2 separate regions of the Homo sapiens genome follow, and region 2 is linked to region 1. A link is an interaction called in ENCODE POLR2A ChIA-PET data of the cell type or tissue named here. Cell type or tissue: PC-3. All regions are shown on one strand. Region 1 overlaps ARID5B (AT-rich interaction domain 5B). Region 2 overlaps ARID5B (AT-rich interaction domain 5B).

What was found. Peaks named below come from ENCODE experiments on the same cell type or tissue, not always from the same donor. Only the 100,000 strongest peaks of a DNase experiment are listed, where the experiment ranks them.
Region 2: POLR2A ChIA-PET joins it to region 1 with 10 read pairs; 4 of 35 experiments call an interaction of 5 or more read pairs at or near these places.

Annotation. Positions count from the first base shown.
Region 1 is chr10:62,068,404-62,076,403 of GRCh38, forward strand. ARID5B (AT-rich interaction domain 5B) reads left to right here. Exons shown (of 10, transcript NM_032199.3): 8 at 1,297-1,394. Among named protein-coding and RNA genes, the nearest start is that of ARID5B, 170 kb to the left of the region's middle. RefSeq lists an enhancer at 3,574-3,713. In PC-3, no CTCF peak of the experiment used is centred here; a DNase peak (open chromatin) is centred at 3,518; H3K27ac peaks cover 478 bases.
Region 2 is chr10:61,941,202-61,949,201 of GRCh38, forward strand. All of the region lies in intron 3 of ARID5B (AT-rich interaction domain 5B), which reads left to right. Among named protein-coding and RNA genes, the nearest start is that of ARID5B, 44 kb to the left of the region's middle. In PC-3, CTCF peaks have their summits at 2,629 and 2,833; DNase peaks (open chromatin) are centred at 2,620 and 3,070; H3K4me3 peaks cover 2,107 bases; H3K27ac peaks cover 4,456 bases.

The DNA of each region.
Region 1 (8,000 bases):
ATGAAAATGAAGGGGTTCTTTCTATTTGAAATAGAAAAGGTACCATTTACCCCATAATATTTAACCAGCCACCTCCTCCTCCTCAGATTTACAATTACAGAGCCCCGGTTGCAAGTTGAGGTTTTTTAATTTTTTTTTTTTTCATTTGATTGCTGCCTTTAGCCCCTTGGTGAACTCCGCTGGCAGCCTCGTGGGTATTTTTCAAAAGAAGCCTCCTGCTTGACTGTATTAAATTCCACTGGCACCTTTGCCACGCCCTGTCCCCTACACATTCAAATAACAGAGTTTTCCCGTAACCCTGTTGAGAAATGTTCACGAGGGCCGCAGAACTTGTTCTGTCTTCCAAATTTCAAGGAAATACTAGACTTACTTGGATGTAGTAAATGACATGGTTTCCCCAAATTAATCATTTGCCAGATCTTGCATCTGTTATTTTGTAAAATCTTAATTTTTGTACAAAAATAAAATTAAAGGAAAAAATTAAACAAGACCATAGTGTGCAGCTCAGTATATTACAAGCTGTTTGTTTTTATTCACTCAACTCAATAATGTACGTAGCTAGCATTTTAACTGTGGAATATGTTAGTTTTCATATGATTTGATCAATATCCCATTTTCTTGACCTAAGTGAATAAAAATAAACAGCTTGCAACATATACAGTTTCAGATTTTGGTTTTGTTTTGGTGGTTAGAGAAGCTGGCATAAAAATATAGCCTGAAATGACTATAAATTCCACAACCAATTTGATCATTTAACTTAATCTGTGTAGTAATTTTATTTATTTTTTAAATTGGCAACACATCTCATGGATGGAAAATCAGAAGATACAAAAGCATGTTTGGTAAAAGACTCTTTTTTACCTCTATACCCGGTTCCCCATTTCCACATGCCTCAGGCAATGTTAATGTTGATTCATCTAAACTGTTGAACTAAGATATATTTCAGCTAAAACCTGATTTTATTTTGATGCTTTATCAAATGACTTAAAGGAACAGGGTATGAGTATGAGTCCTTGACAAACCTACATGAATATCCAGGGAGGTGTCTTAAATGAAACGCACTTAGGATGACAAAATACACATCCAAAAGTAGAATTCCATTTTTATTGTAAAGAAGAGTGCTGAAAGCGAGATCTCACTATGAAACCATAAATCACCCCATATACTCTTTTGGACTTCTCTGTTTCTGGGTTTCCAGAACAGACTGTTCTCTTCTGACTGTTGCATATGTATTGAAGCCTGGCACTATGAATCTCTTATGATGTAAGATTGAATTTCCCATTGCCATTTTTTCAGATAACAGCCCGCCGTCAGTGGAAACATATTTATGATGAATTAGGCGGTAATCCTGGGAGCACCAGCGCTGCCACTTGTACCCGCAGACATTATGAAAGGTAAGAAACCATTTCATGGAATTGCTTAGTTAAAAGTGTGTTAATTGAAAGGAGCTTCTGGTCAAGGATAAGACAGAGGAAGTCTAAATGACCTTTTGGGAAACTGAAAATTTCCCTCTGGCATTTTACTTTGCATACCGCCTTGTGATTTTTAGGGAACATGGCTTTCTCTTGTTACAGGGGCTAAAATTAGATGTTCTTTTAGTTTGGTTCTGTCATGTGACCACCTGCCTGACAATGCCTTTTTTTTTTTTCCCCACAAGCATAGATTACTCAGGATGTTCTCTTTAGGCTCTCTTAACATGAGAACCTTTAGCTTCTGAAAAATCTGCAATGCTACTCTGAGGTTGACATTGAAAAGTAAGCACTTCTCATAATATTAGCATTGAAAAGTAAGGATTTCTCATAGTAAGAGAAATGGCCCCAGATCAAATCTGTTGTTTTATTTCATCCTGGTATTTTTCTTCTACGGAATCTTCTTACCAAGCTCTGTGTGGCTTGGTTTTCTAACAATTTCAGCCTATTTCAGAAAGATGATGAGGATGCAAACAAGAAGTAATGCAAAATTAGCCTACTATGTTGCATCCACAGGAGTGGATTTCCCGTTTGCATTAGGACTCCATTATTCACACCGTTAAAGACCAGTTAGCAGATTAATGCATTATCCCTCTATGCTTCAAGCCCATACTTAATTTGTTTAGGTCATTACCAACTTCCTTATAACTGGCATTTCCCTTTGGGTCTTATACGTACATCCTCAGGCAATACCATTTAACTCATCAATTCTTAGTCCTTTTTTTCCAAGTTCAATTTTACTTTTATCTGTATTGCATTTAACTCAGCTTTAGTATGGCCGTTCAACAAGAATGTTTTTGTAATAATAAATTGAATTGGGTTTAGTACACCATGAAAAATTGCTACAAAGTATTCCCAAAGGATTGCCTTACTTGGCAGGGTTGTAATTCAGAAGGATTTTTAAAAATTGATAATAGATGTTCAAATTATTACTCTTTATAGCATTGTTTTTCAATACAACACATCAATTTTTAAAATATGTTATTTCTGTCAGTGTTTAATACAAAAACTCACCCATTCTCACTGTATGTATAAGGTACACCACTGATGTCCTAGTACAAAGTAGCACTGATATCTCAGGTGAGTGTTCCGAAAATAATGTCTAAGGAACCACAGGCTACTTGTTTTTGACTTATGAGTCAAGGCTTCATTCAGAACTTTTTTTTTTTTTTTTTTTTTTTTGAGACGGAGTCTTCCTCTGTCACCAGGCTACAGTGCAGTGGCATGATCTCGGCCCACTGCAACCTCTGCCTCCCAGGTTCAAGCGATTCTCCTGACTCAGTCTCCCAAGTAACTGGGACTACAGGCACGTGCTACCACGCCCAGCTAATTTTTGTATTTTTAGTAGAGACGGGGTTTCACCATGTTGGCCAGGATGGTCTCGATCTCTTGACCTCATGATCCACCCACTTCGGCCTCCCAAAGTGCTGGGATTACAGGCGTGAGCCACCACACCCAGCCAGAACATTTTTACTAGAAACTCTGTCCCTGTTTTCAAATAGATTCTGTTTTGAGAGTGGACATCCCTGTCCTTTATATGCAAATGCCCTCAACACCTGAACCATCAAACATAAAGGAGCAGATAGCAATTAAAGCTTGAAAAAGGAGTGTATCTCAGCTGTTAGCTCATCTAGTTAAAGAATGAAAACATCAATCAAATTAATTACAAAGTATCACATGGTAAAAAAAAAAAAAAGAGAGAAGGTTTGGCATGGAGAGAAGGACTCAACCCATAGTAGTGTGTGTGTGTGTGATTGAGCAGGTCTGTGAATAAAAGTAGGATTCTTCTGAAGATTGTGTACTTTTGATTATTTACTTCTTTCAGGAGATTCCTGAAAGCTTTCAATCACATTAGAAAATTTTAGTAGATATACCACAAACTTTAGCAATTAAGAAACATGATTAAAGATGTCTTAAAATTTTTCTCTTCTCTCCCTATTCTTGGGACCAGATTGGATATTCCATAAAGGTTTGCTTTCTCACTCGATTAAACTTTTTGAAGAGTGGTGTCACTTTTCCAAATCCAGAATTTGGTCAGTGTATGAGTCAGGGTGCAGTAAGGAAAATGGAAACCACACTGGGTATTCAACAAAGAGACTTCACCATAGGCAGTTGCTTAAACAGGGGTTGGTGTGAGGCACTAAGTTAACACGGGGGCAACAACTGTAAGTTCCCTAGGGTGACAGAACAGAGAAGAGAGGTTGGTTGTCACCACCCAGAAGTTTGGAGAATGTGCCTCAGAGCTGGGGTTCAGGTCCCTGGTAAGAAGGAGTCACCCAACCAGCACTGATGCTTCGGGAGCTCAGAGGTGGAGCACTGCAGAGCTGGGCTGAAACCTGAGGAGGCGGTGCTCCCTGGCTGCTGCCAGACCTCAGAGGACACGCGCTGAAACTGCTGGGGGACTGTTGAAACTAGAGGCTGCAACCCACTGCTGCTGTTAATGCATTGTGGAGTTGACACTTATGTGAACAAGTGAAATGGAAAGGAGATTCCTTTTCTCTCCCTGCCTCCCAGGACACACTGTTTGCAGAATAGTAACAGGAAGATAGCTGACAAAAGGGATGTGTAATTTACAGAATTCCAGTCCTAGCATCAGCAAGCAGAGTACAGAAGGGTGGATTTGGAGTTGAAAGACAATAGGCCATCCGCCAAGTGGGAACCCCATATGCAGAGCCCATTTTATGTGTGGCAACACCAAAAATTGGCAGTGTGGAGCCTCCAACTGTGTTGTTGGAGCATAGCTGTCCCAGGGTGATTAGCAAGGTCCTTTACCTTTCCTTGGTATTTCCTTTTTGCCATCTAGACTCCTCTCACATCCTTGTGATCAGATGCAACCGCTAACTACCAAAATTTGAAGATCATTGATTTTATTTACAACAGTGCCTCTCTCAATGTTCAATCAATCATTCTCCAAGAGGAATCACCCATAATCCTATGTGTTGTGGTGGGGAGAAAAAGCTAGGATTACCGTTCTAGATGTCTTCCTTTTAATTGGTTCTACCAAAGAAGGGCAGAGGACATGCACATATATCCAAGAAGAGACTGAAGCTCTGGGCTAAAACTTCATGATTATGGTGGATTTCATTCATTCTTGCTAGTCACAGGTTGCATGAACAGATAAAACAGAGATGACTGGATTGGTGAAGGAACACTGTTTTCAAGAAGGGTCAATGAGTTGAGAATGGTCAGGACTTTGTGGGCAAATATCTAGTCTGGAAATGCCCTTGGAATTTTGTAAAGCCTTCCAAACCAAATCAGGATGATGAGAGCTCTTCCTACTAGGCTGCGGGTTCTTCTGTTCTCATTCTTTTCACTCCGATAAAGAGAACTGCTCTTTTTCCTATTTCCCTGCCACCAGCTTTGCTTTCCTAGAAGATGAAGAAGTGAGTGATCTCTATGCATTATCCACTGATTTATTTTTCATGCACTGTGGTTCATGTTTCCAGTAAACGTTTTCATTTTACAACAAGAAAAATGTAGCCAGTTCCTCAGTAAAATGTTACTTGTATATTAGTTGAGCACTTTTGGTTTATTAATGAGTGCAATAATGAAAGTGTGGGTTGTTGAAAAGAATCAATGGGTGTTTTTATTTAAGGCAAAGCAGAAATGGTACAATGCTTGTGAATACATCATTGTCACTGAAGGCCTGACTCGTACAAACTTGCCTCTGATTGGTTTAAATCAAATAGGTCCAAGCACTTCATAAAAATGTCTTTGTCAGCCGGGTTTTGCTTCCAAATCTATTCATCTCTGTCAGTTTTTAATATTAGTACCAGGCTCCTGGCCATAGTCCATTAGTACTGTACTTAATTGCTCATGTTACAGATGATTACCAATATAAAAAGCATTAATGTTTTCCCATCGCAAGGCTGTTGCTATGTAGATGTCTCAAACTCAGCAAAGCTTATGAAATGTGGTTATTCTGGACATTTCTTGCTCAGGATTTATAGATGAAGTTACTGTAGCTTTTGATGCAAAGAAAAATACCCACCTCATTCTTTCTAAGTGGAACATTTTCTTTCTTGTCTAACTCTTTACTTAAAAGTAACCAGTTCACTTTATTTTTATCAGTAAAGGAACAAAAAGGAAAACGACTACTTTTATGGAATTCTCTTAGCTTGATTTTCTGGAATAGTAAATCACTTTAAAGGCTTTGTTTTCACATGCAGATTTCCCTTTTTAAAAAATGTTTTTAAAGTCCATGCAGGGGGAAAAAAATCTTTACTCAGAATGCTAGATTACTGGTTTTAATTTTCCTGAATAAATTACATGGTCTGTTTCTGTGGAGCACATGAAGTTGTTATTAGGGATTTTAAAAGGAGCATTAAAGCAAAAGTACTTTATGATGTGCATTTTTGAGTATTTAGAAAATCAAAATCATAAACAAATGTATTTGTTTGTGAGGGAAATTAGCAACTATTCTTCATCTTCTTGCACACATAATGCCTAATTTCAAATCCAACCTTTTGCTTTTACCATAAGCATTCCTTGGACAAGATTGTCACCCTGCATGGCTGAGGCAGCTTTCTTTGCAGGGACTTAAGGTGAGCTGTACCCAAGCCAGATGTACTTGGGCAGATACTGGGTGATAGCTGGAGCTTCTGCCTTTTTTCTCTGAAGGTATAAGGTAGAGTGTGGGAGGCTTCATGTTTTGAATAAGATAAGCATGTGCTTTAAGTTAAGGACCAAAAATATATCAGGTTCTAAGGAACCCACCTAATCATACCATGGATAAAGGCTGGGGAAGGAAAGGTGAGTTACAGTTCTGTGCACATCAAGGACATGATTCCATGTATTCTTGCTCATTTGGACACCCTTGGAGTTAATAGATACGCAATTCAGAAAGTCACAGGCCACATCTCAGAATTGTATATTTAAGAGGACCCCTAGCAACTCCCTAGACCAGTGCTACTCAAATGAGATTTTCTGACTTGTCCATGAACTGTTTTCTACTAGCCCATAACAAGCTAATAAGCACAGCAATTGCGAATAAGCATTGATACACTTACGCTGAAATTTGCCAGAATAACATTATGTCTGTTGAAGCTAATAAAAACTTGGGGCTTGTGTTTTGTATGCCTCCTTTTGAATTCCATTTTTCTAGTAATTCATTTTTATGGTTGTTTACAAAAGCATCAGTCAGCATCAGATGGGAAATTTAGAAAACTCGTCTTTCACCCAGGTCAGTGGAGAAGGTCCGCTCCTACATCTTGGCCACAAACTCAGATATTTATGGAGGCAGGTAGCAAAGATGAGTGCAGGGGCCACGGCTGGAAAGTGTGAAACTGGCACGCACAGCCCGGGCCAGAGAGCCCAAAGGGACCAGCCCACACTGTTGCTGTAGGTAGATGCCGTCTGTGCGCTTCCTGACCTTCTATGTTTTCAAGATATTTTTTTAATGTGAAATAACCTAACTTACAAACACTGGCTCCAATATTTAAAAAAATATTTTATATAAGCTAAATCAAACATGCCCAGGGGCAAAATATAGCCTACAGGATGCCAAGTTCCACAAAGACTGAAATATGCTTGACACTAGGCTCTCCAGCCTCTGATACAGCGCCCTGCAGTGGGAGGGCCTAGAGGAAGCTTCAGGGTTCCAGGCGCTCTTACTCTGCTCTACACACTCTTCCGTGTGCTGAGCAAAACACCCTCTGTGGCTTCCCATTGACCTTGCCTTGCCTTCGGAGGACGACTCGCCACATGTCTGCTCCCTTTGCTCTGATCAGCGTCCAGGAGCTTGTCAAAGCTCCTCTTTCACTTCAGGTCTTCCTGTTCCATTCAACCAAGCCTCAGAGCGTCAGTAATGGACCTTCACCAGCTCGGCTTGCTCTCATGCAGGCGCCTCCAGTTTGTGTCACTCAGAATACCCAAAGCTACTCCAGATGTGGCATGTAGTATTTCTCAGGATGCGGGCAGTGTCAGTCTATCAACACAGCCTAAGATTACATTTGGAATGGGCAAGAAGCCCTCTCCTACTGGCCTGTTGCATTTTCTTGGATAGGATAGATTTGCCATTTGATTAACTGTCTTTTTTATTTACTGCTGCCCTCAAAACCCAATCGGTGTTTTTTGGACATCTGCCATGTGCAGAGAGCACTCTCAGGGGTAATGAGAACATATAAAGCAAAGAGTTGAGAATTGGCTGGCAAACAATGAGGAGGTACCCTTGCCACCACATTCATAGCTGAGATTGCTAAAGGAACAGGATGCTGCTTCCGGTGAGCCCGGGTTCAGCCTCAGAATTCTTCTCAGTATGGCATCCCCAGGGAGCCACCACGACTCATTAGAACTGGAAGATGCCATGATCCTTGGTTTATCTAACCCATCACAAGATCTGAGTCAAAGGCCGTACACACATGGAAGAGAGTTATATCTATGTCTGTGGTGGGCATGGTGGCTCACGCCTATAATCCCAGCACTTTGGGAGGCCGAGGCGGGCAGATGACTTGAGACCCAGGAGTTCGAAACCAGCCTGGCCAACATGGTAAAACCCTGCCTCTACTAAAAAATACAACAATTAGCTGGGGC
Region 2 (8,000 bases), 130 kb before region 1:
GCACATTGACTGGCATAAAGGAGGGGCTTCATAATTAGTTCTATTGCTTTTTCTTAACACTTTCTTCTCCAGTGACATTTTGTGTCCTTTCATTGCTTTTTTTTTTTCTTCTGTTTGTATTCCCGTGTCATTCACTGATTTATTCTCCTAGCATTGCCCAAGACGAAAATTGTTGTCCTCTGATTTAGACTAGTTATTTCCTCTTTAGGCAAAGAGGAACTGCACTTTAACATATTAAGGCATCTTTTTCTTTCATTTGCGCACAATGCTGATTTTTGCAGTCCTATTTTACGCCTTAATGTGACAACTTCCTGGTTTTTTTTTTTTTAAACCCAGAACTTAACTATTACAACAAACCTAGGCAATTTATTTTAATTGGCATAAAGAGACTGAATAACACCAGTAACTGACTGTGGCTTTCATGTGACCCTGGTTTGTGATGAGCTGTGCTGTGTTTTGGGAATAGCATTAATATTTTCTTGCAGTTTGAGTTTAACTATCAACGGTTTCCTGGCATCTTTTGGTTGATGTCAGACAGTAACATTTTAGATATGGCAGCCTGATTGTCACCTGCACATTTAGAGACAATTATTAGACTAGTGGTTTTCCTTCTAAAGCCAAAGAGTTTTTTGATAATCTTCCTATATATACTGTTACACCCCCCAGTTTTGTGAACACACAATAACTAGTCTTATGACTTGCGGTAATGCTGAATAATACATCTGTTGTGTTACTTTCCTAATGTATGATCTAAGTTGTATTACCATTGTCTTATGTTTTCCTTAACATTAAAACCTTTCTTTTGTTTGTTTAATTTTGTGTGTGTGTGTTATGGAATATACTGTTACTAATAAAAAATTAAACAGGAAACCCACAGGGGACAAAAGGATGTGTAGATGGTTAAGCTTGATGTCACACATATAAACAAGAGTATTTATAGCAAGGTTTATGTTTAAAATTGTGTTTAAAATGGATAATTTATTAATGAACAGGAAAATAAGTCTAATTTCTTAATTCCACCCAAAGAAATAAAAGGTTGATCCTCTTGGATTCTAAAAAAAAAGAAGGTCCATATTCTACCTTTTTGCAGTTGATTCCAGAAGAAATTGGTTTATAGTGAATATTCACAGTACTTGCAGGTGGTTTGGCCTGGAAAATCTAGATGAGTGGTTTTTAAATTTAGTTGCTTATTAGACTCAAGAAAGAAATTTAAAAAACAATACTGATTACTGAGACCAGCTTTTCTAGATTCTTCATTCAGTAGGAGTAAGGAAAGGCCAATGAATGTGTATTGATAAAAAGGTTCCTGGCCGGGTGCGGTGGCTCACGCCTGTAATCCCAGCACTTTGGGAGGCCGAGGCAGGTGGATCACCTGAGGTCAGGAGTTCAAGACCAGCCTGGCCAACATGGTGAAACCCCATCTCTACTAAAAATAGAAAAATTAGTCACGTGTGGTGGCAGGGGCCTGTAATCTCAGCTACTTGGGAGGCTGAGGCAAGAGAATTGCTGGAACCTGGGAGGCAGAGGTTGCAGTGAGCCGAAATCATCACACCTTTGCACTCCAGCCTGGGCGACAACAGCGAGGCTCTGTCTCAAAAACAAAACAAAACAAAACAAAAAAGGCTTTTAGGTTGAGTCTGATTTTGTTTGTTTGTTTTGGTCTCATTTTGGAGACAGCTTTATGATTAGTGCTGAAGAAGGGAAAATGATCAACAGGAGAGTTGATTGGGAGGCTCTCTCCTGGGGCACAAGAAACACCATGTACTTAAAAAATTTTTAATGTAAAATACCCCTTTAAGGATAGAATTTAGGGCCTTGAAATTCTACTCAGTTGCTATGAACTGTGGGGAATTTGAGACAAATAGCTTTTGTAATTGGAATGCACACTGTGTTGTAATAATGTGGAAAGAGAAACAAAAACTTTCCTTAATGTAATGAGTTTCCATTATCTGCCTAATCTAAGGTTTGTAAGTCTACATTGTCAGGATTTATATTGAGGAGATAGGGGGTGTCATTTTCTGTACACATTCCTGTCCCCACAACTTTCTCTTCAGCCTCTTCTATAACATCAAAATATTTGTTGTCTGTACTTTTCTTTCTCCGCAGTGGTTTTCTTATCTCCTTTTCTGTTGGTCACACTGAAACCACCTCCAATACCACATTGTTAATGGAAATTCACACACTTATTAGGTTTTTCCTTCTGTAGAACCCTTCCAACTCCTCATTGTTCTTACCAAAGAAAGAAGATGAACTGTGAGATTATTTGAGGCCCCCCCCCTTTTTTTCTGGTGGAAGTAAGCAAAGAACGGAAAGATCTCACCTTTCTATGGATAAAGTAAAACTCCAACATGTTATCGTTTTTTAACTGAGTTATTTCATAATGTTGAAACATGAATAATAACAAAATAATTAGATTGGTTCTTAGAGAAGGGATTTTAAAATATAAAAGCTCATTAAAGCACTTTTCTTGCTTAGTGTTTAGGTAGAATAAGTTCGCTTTAATTCCAGTTTGTGTCACTTCCTGTCTCTCTCTGAATAGTAAAAAAAAAAAACAAGAATGTTCTCACAAATGTGTGTCTGCCAACAAATTAATACTCCACAAAGAGAAACTCTGCCCCACATGGCAGCTTCCAATAAATGCTCTGATTCAAATCACAACTCTTTCATTTTTTTTTTATCCCCTTCCCCCTTGAGGGAGCACATTTAGACAATATTTGAGGATGTCATCTTTCTGCTTTTTAAAACTCTCTAGAGTTTTCATTTAAGACTCTTAATGGTTGATGACTAAAACTACAGATCTGGATAGTGGAAAAACTAATAATCTTAAAAAACACTTCTGAAATGTGGTAAAGTGCATTCATTCTCTTCCCTCCTCTTTGTCCTTTTCAAAGAAAGAAAGTTCAATATGAAACCAATGCAAATTATGACTTTACTCAGTGAGATATTTTACCTTCTTTCAGACTGTTTCATACTGAAGTTTATAAAAAAAAAAGAAAAATAACTATGTTAAAATAGGAGGGTTAAGGAATGTATTATTCATAAGCATAATGAACACAAGAACCTGTTTTTCCAGAAGAATTGGGTTGATTAAATCATTCACCACACAAGCCTCTAGTTATTTATTTTTGTCTTTAGAATTACAGTACTTAGCTTTTATAATAAAGTGGACTTGATACCCATATTTGGTATGGCAGTTGAAAGTAGTCAAATGAAGAATTATTTCATTTTACAAAATTTTTAGTAAGTAAGGAATATAAACACTATCAGTTAAACATAGCAAACTTGCATTTTTTTATTCCTTGGGCTATAGTTTGAAAAAAAAATCAAATTATTTTATGTAACACTGATTCTTACAGAGTTCCTTTAAGCGAAGTATGAAAGCTGCAGTGTAAGCTTTATTGGCCTATAAATATGTCATTATAGTTGGACTACATTTATATGCTTTGGATTGTTGTTTAAGCCAAGAAAATATGTCTCTACAGGTTGACTTTTTATTGAAGCCCTTTGAGGCATACAACAGAATGTATTTTAGGCCAAGGTTATTAAAACAGCATTTTCATTTTTTTGCAGCAGACTCATTGTCAATTATGCTGCCACAAACTGTCTGTGGATGGGCAGTTATGAATGGTTTCATCTCCAAATGTGTCTTTAGAAAAAGAAAGAAAAGATAGAGGAGTCTGAGCTGAAACTGAGAAAAAAGACCCAAAGATTATGTGTGGGGGTCTGGCTGAATTTAATGATGGGGGTTCCCTCAGTTCAATTTCTGTTTCTAAATCTGTCCCATCAAATTGAGAAAGAGTAGCTTCCCCCTTTCTTCTGTTGCTGGGACTTTCACTGTACTTTTTGGGAGTCAACAGCATGGTGGGGTTAAAAGAGCAGAGGGTGGGCTGTCAGGAGAATCTTGGCTCTACATGTAGATCTGTCACCACTGGAAAAGTCACTGGAAGACACTGTATGATTTTTTACCTGAGTGCTCTCATGAATTTATTAGGATTTGAAGACATGCCTCTTATTGGAACAATCCTTCCTTCCTTTCTAGACTTAAATTTTATGTGTATATATTTTTTGTTTTTTATTTTTTTCAGTGAAGAGAAATAACTTTTATTAATGAGAGCAATGAATTCTTAATTCTCAGCCACAAAAAAAGATAAAATACAATGAGATTTTCAAATGTAAAATAAAATATCTGTACTCACTTCATTGCTGCAGAGATAAAGTGAAATATTATTATACAGCTCTAAGGTGACATGAAAAGAACACAACTGTTCAACCAAATGGCTCAAAGTAGGTTTAAATTTTATGTGTATATTAAAGAGTCTTTGGAAGGTATTTGTTGTTTATATTTTACTTTGGATTGCTGGTTTCACTCTGCCATTTTCCATAACACTGCAACTTGAGAAGTTTCTTAAATGATATATTGTTTATACATTCAGCTTTGTTTTGTCTAAAATGGGCAATAATATGTACCTGGCTGTTTCTCATTGGATTTTTGAGAAGACCACCTGAGAACAAATTAGTTAATATCTATGGAAACATTTGTGATACTGAAGTCTAAAGTGGTATTATTAGTACATTATTATTATCAGAAGCAGGTTCTGTATGATAGGGAGCCATGTGGTACAAGGTTAGCTTATTTGTCCCTTTTGAATTTCCCTAATCACACACACATTCTAGTAATTTAGAACAGGGTTTACTCTCATTACTGTCTCCCTCGATAGAAAACTATTATAAAAGTCCTTTAGGTTTTTGCTTGTTTATATGTATATATATAAATACATATTATATATGACTATTATTTTAATATATATTTATTTCAAATAATAAATGTATGTAATATATACCATATAACATAAACATTTTATATATTTATATATTAATATATATTTATATTTTATAAACTTTTATCCTCCTGAAAATTCTGTCAAAATAAACTGAGCCATAAGTGGCCAGTTGTATAGGATATCTCAAATACTCTTGGTTAAAAATTAGCTGTAGTTTTTGCTTGGAGATTCTGGAGGCCTCGTATTGCAAATGGTTGTTTCAGATCACTTTTGAGTTTGATATGTCAGGCAGCTTCCTGAGATGTGGACATGGGAAGGATTCTCACTTTTTGTTGAAGAAAACAATATAAATGTCTGTAAGAAGCATGCTAAATGCAGACATCTTGTCATAGAGACTTTTCACTGCTAATGAATTTACTAGGATTGGAAGACATCCTTCTTACTGGGACAATCCTTCCTTCCTTTCTAGATTTAAATTTTGTATGTATATTAAAGAGTCTTTTGAAGGTATTTGTTGCTTGGATTGCTGGCCTAAGTCTACTATTTTTCTTAACACTGCAACTTGAGAAGTTTCTTAAATAATATATTGTTGCACTATACTATTCATGAATATCATGAAGAATCATTACAGAGCAACCTTCTAACTAAAACGAATTTGGGCCAGGCGCAGTGGCTCACACCTGTAATCCCAAAACTTTGGGAGGCCAAGGCGGGTGGATCACAAGGTCAGGAGTTCAAGATCAGCCTGGACAACATAGTGAAGCCCCATCTCTACTAAAAATATAAAAATTATCCGGGCATGGTGGCATGCGCCTGTAGTCCGAGCTACTCAGGAGGCTGAGGCAGGAGAACTGCTTGAACCCAGGAGGAGGAGGTTGTAGTGAGCAGAGATCACATCACTGCACCCCAGCCTGGGCAACAGAGTGAGACTCTGTCTCAAAAAAAAATAATAATAATTTGGCCTTTATAGTATCCTTAAGTTCAACATGGAAACTAATTACATACGAGACTTATCAAAGACTTGTAAAGATACTTTCCAAAGGATTTTCTCTCTGACAATATTGTTGTGTTAACCATGCATTCGTTAAAGAATTTTATCATAGCCCAATTAACATTGGAGGAGATACTCTCCAAGTACCCACATGACTCTTCAAGAGATTGCCTCATGCCGTTATAATGTGACAACCCAAAGGACTTTTGATGGAGTACAAGAATCTGCATCCAAGATATTCAGAGTTTTAGAACAGCTTATTACCAGTATATCTTCTCACTTACTTTCTTTTTTTTTTTTTTTTTTTTTTTTTGAGACAGGGTCTCACTGCATTGCCCAGGCTGGAGTGCAGTGGTGCGATCTTGGCTCACTGTAACGTCTGCTTCCTGGGTTCAAGCAATTCTCCTGCCTCAGCCTCCCAAGTAGCTGGGATTACAGGTGCCCGCCACCATGCCCAGCTAATTTTTGTATTTTTTCAGTAGAGACGGGGTTTCACGATGTTGGCCAGGCTGGTCACAGACTCCTAAACTCAAGTGATCACCCGCCTTGGCCTCCCAAAGTGCTGGGATTACAGGTGTGAGCCACTGTGTCCAACCCAGTATGTTTTCTAAGAAACTAGGAATACATATGGTTATAACACATAGGAATAAGATTATTCATTTCATTTGAAATTTAAATTTTGGCTTGACCATCTAATTAAATAGTTGAATATTGCCTTGTAATAGTGGTAGAATGAGTGAGTAAAAGTGGCTCAAATAAGTAATATTCATTTATGCTGTCTACACTCAGCCATCTTGGCTATTCCTGCTAGAAAAGAGGTCTTTGTGAAATCTGACCAAGTCTGAGCCAATCAACAGCTGGTCGTTGATAATGCTGCCCAGGTACTTGTACTGCCATCACTCATGAAGGCACAATCCAAGTTAAGACCCTTTCATTTGGAATTACTGTTGACCTGAGGATTTTCTAGTGTTTCCTGCAGCCACGAAAGCTTCTTAGAATTCCAGGTTCATTTCTTCTTCTGATGACGGACTGAAGATGGACCATCAGCTGAAAAGAAGTTTGTAGAATTTTGGAATTTATTCCTACTTTTCCATTTGGAGATGTCAGGGCAGAAGTAGAAAAAAAGTGAAATTGGAACTTTCTGTGCTATTTTTAGTATCCAGGCTACCAGTATTTACCTCTAGGATACAATGTATGCAAAAGGAGTAATGGAGTACAAGAATCTGCATCATGCTTTTCTGAAACTCTTTATAGAATTGTCAGGCTGGAAGGGGCCTTCATGAACATTGTTTTCTCCTCTTTTTCCTTCTAACAGTCGTCAGGCCTCTCTTTTCAGTTCTTCCCTAAGATGTGCTTTCAGAATCCCTCACCATCACGGTTACTTATCTTAGGATACACTTTAGGTAATTTTTTTTTTTTTTTTTTTTGAGATGGAGTTTTGCTCTGTCACCAGGCTGGATTCGGATCCCTGCAACCTCTGCCTCCTGGGTTCAAGCAATTTCCCTGCCTCAGCCTCCCGAGTAGCTGGGACTACAGGTGCGCGCCACCACATCCGGCTAATTTTTTTGTATTTTAGTAGAGACGGGGCTTCATCGTGTTGGCCAGGATGGCCTCGATCTCCTGACCTCGTGATCTGCCCACCTTGGCCTACCAAAGTGCTGGGATTACAGGTGTGAGCCACCATGCCCAGCTGAGGTGATTTTTTTATACCATTTAACTCATTTATATTGCAGGAGCTCATTTTTACTAAGAATCCTAGAGCCAGAATAGGAGTAGATTCTAGAGAAAGGCCCCAGTGATCCATTACGCATGGCCAGAACTCTAAGGAGCTGGCTTGGCATCCTCCAGATACAACATGACATTAGCAAAACTACTGGACTCTTCTCTAGAGCTGTATGGCCTTGGCCTTTTTATAAGTAAGAGCAAAAAGGGGGAAAATATTCTGCCACTACACTCCCTGAAGTTTAGGTACCTATTTTTTTGTTTGTTTTTATACACAGTAATATTAAGTGTAGACTAGTATCTAATGAACATCGTTGTTAATATGGCAGCTACTGTGGCTCAATATCAATGTTGTGCCTTTTGAGCTTCTGTAGTTCCTGTAGTTTTTTACTCTAGCATTTAGGATAGGGCTTGCCCAAACTGATTTTTGCCTCAGTAACGGTCTACAGTTGAAGACCAGCTTGGTGTCTGAGAGTCTGTTTAAGCTATTCCAACCAAATAATATA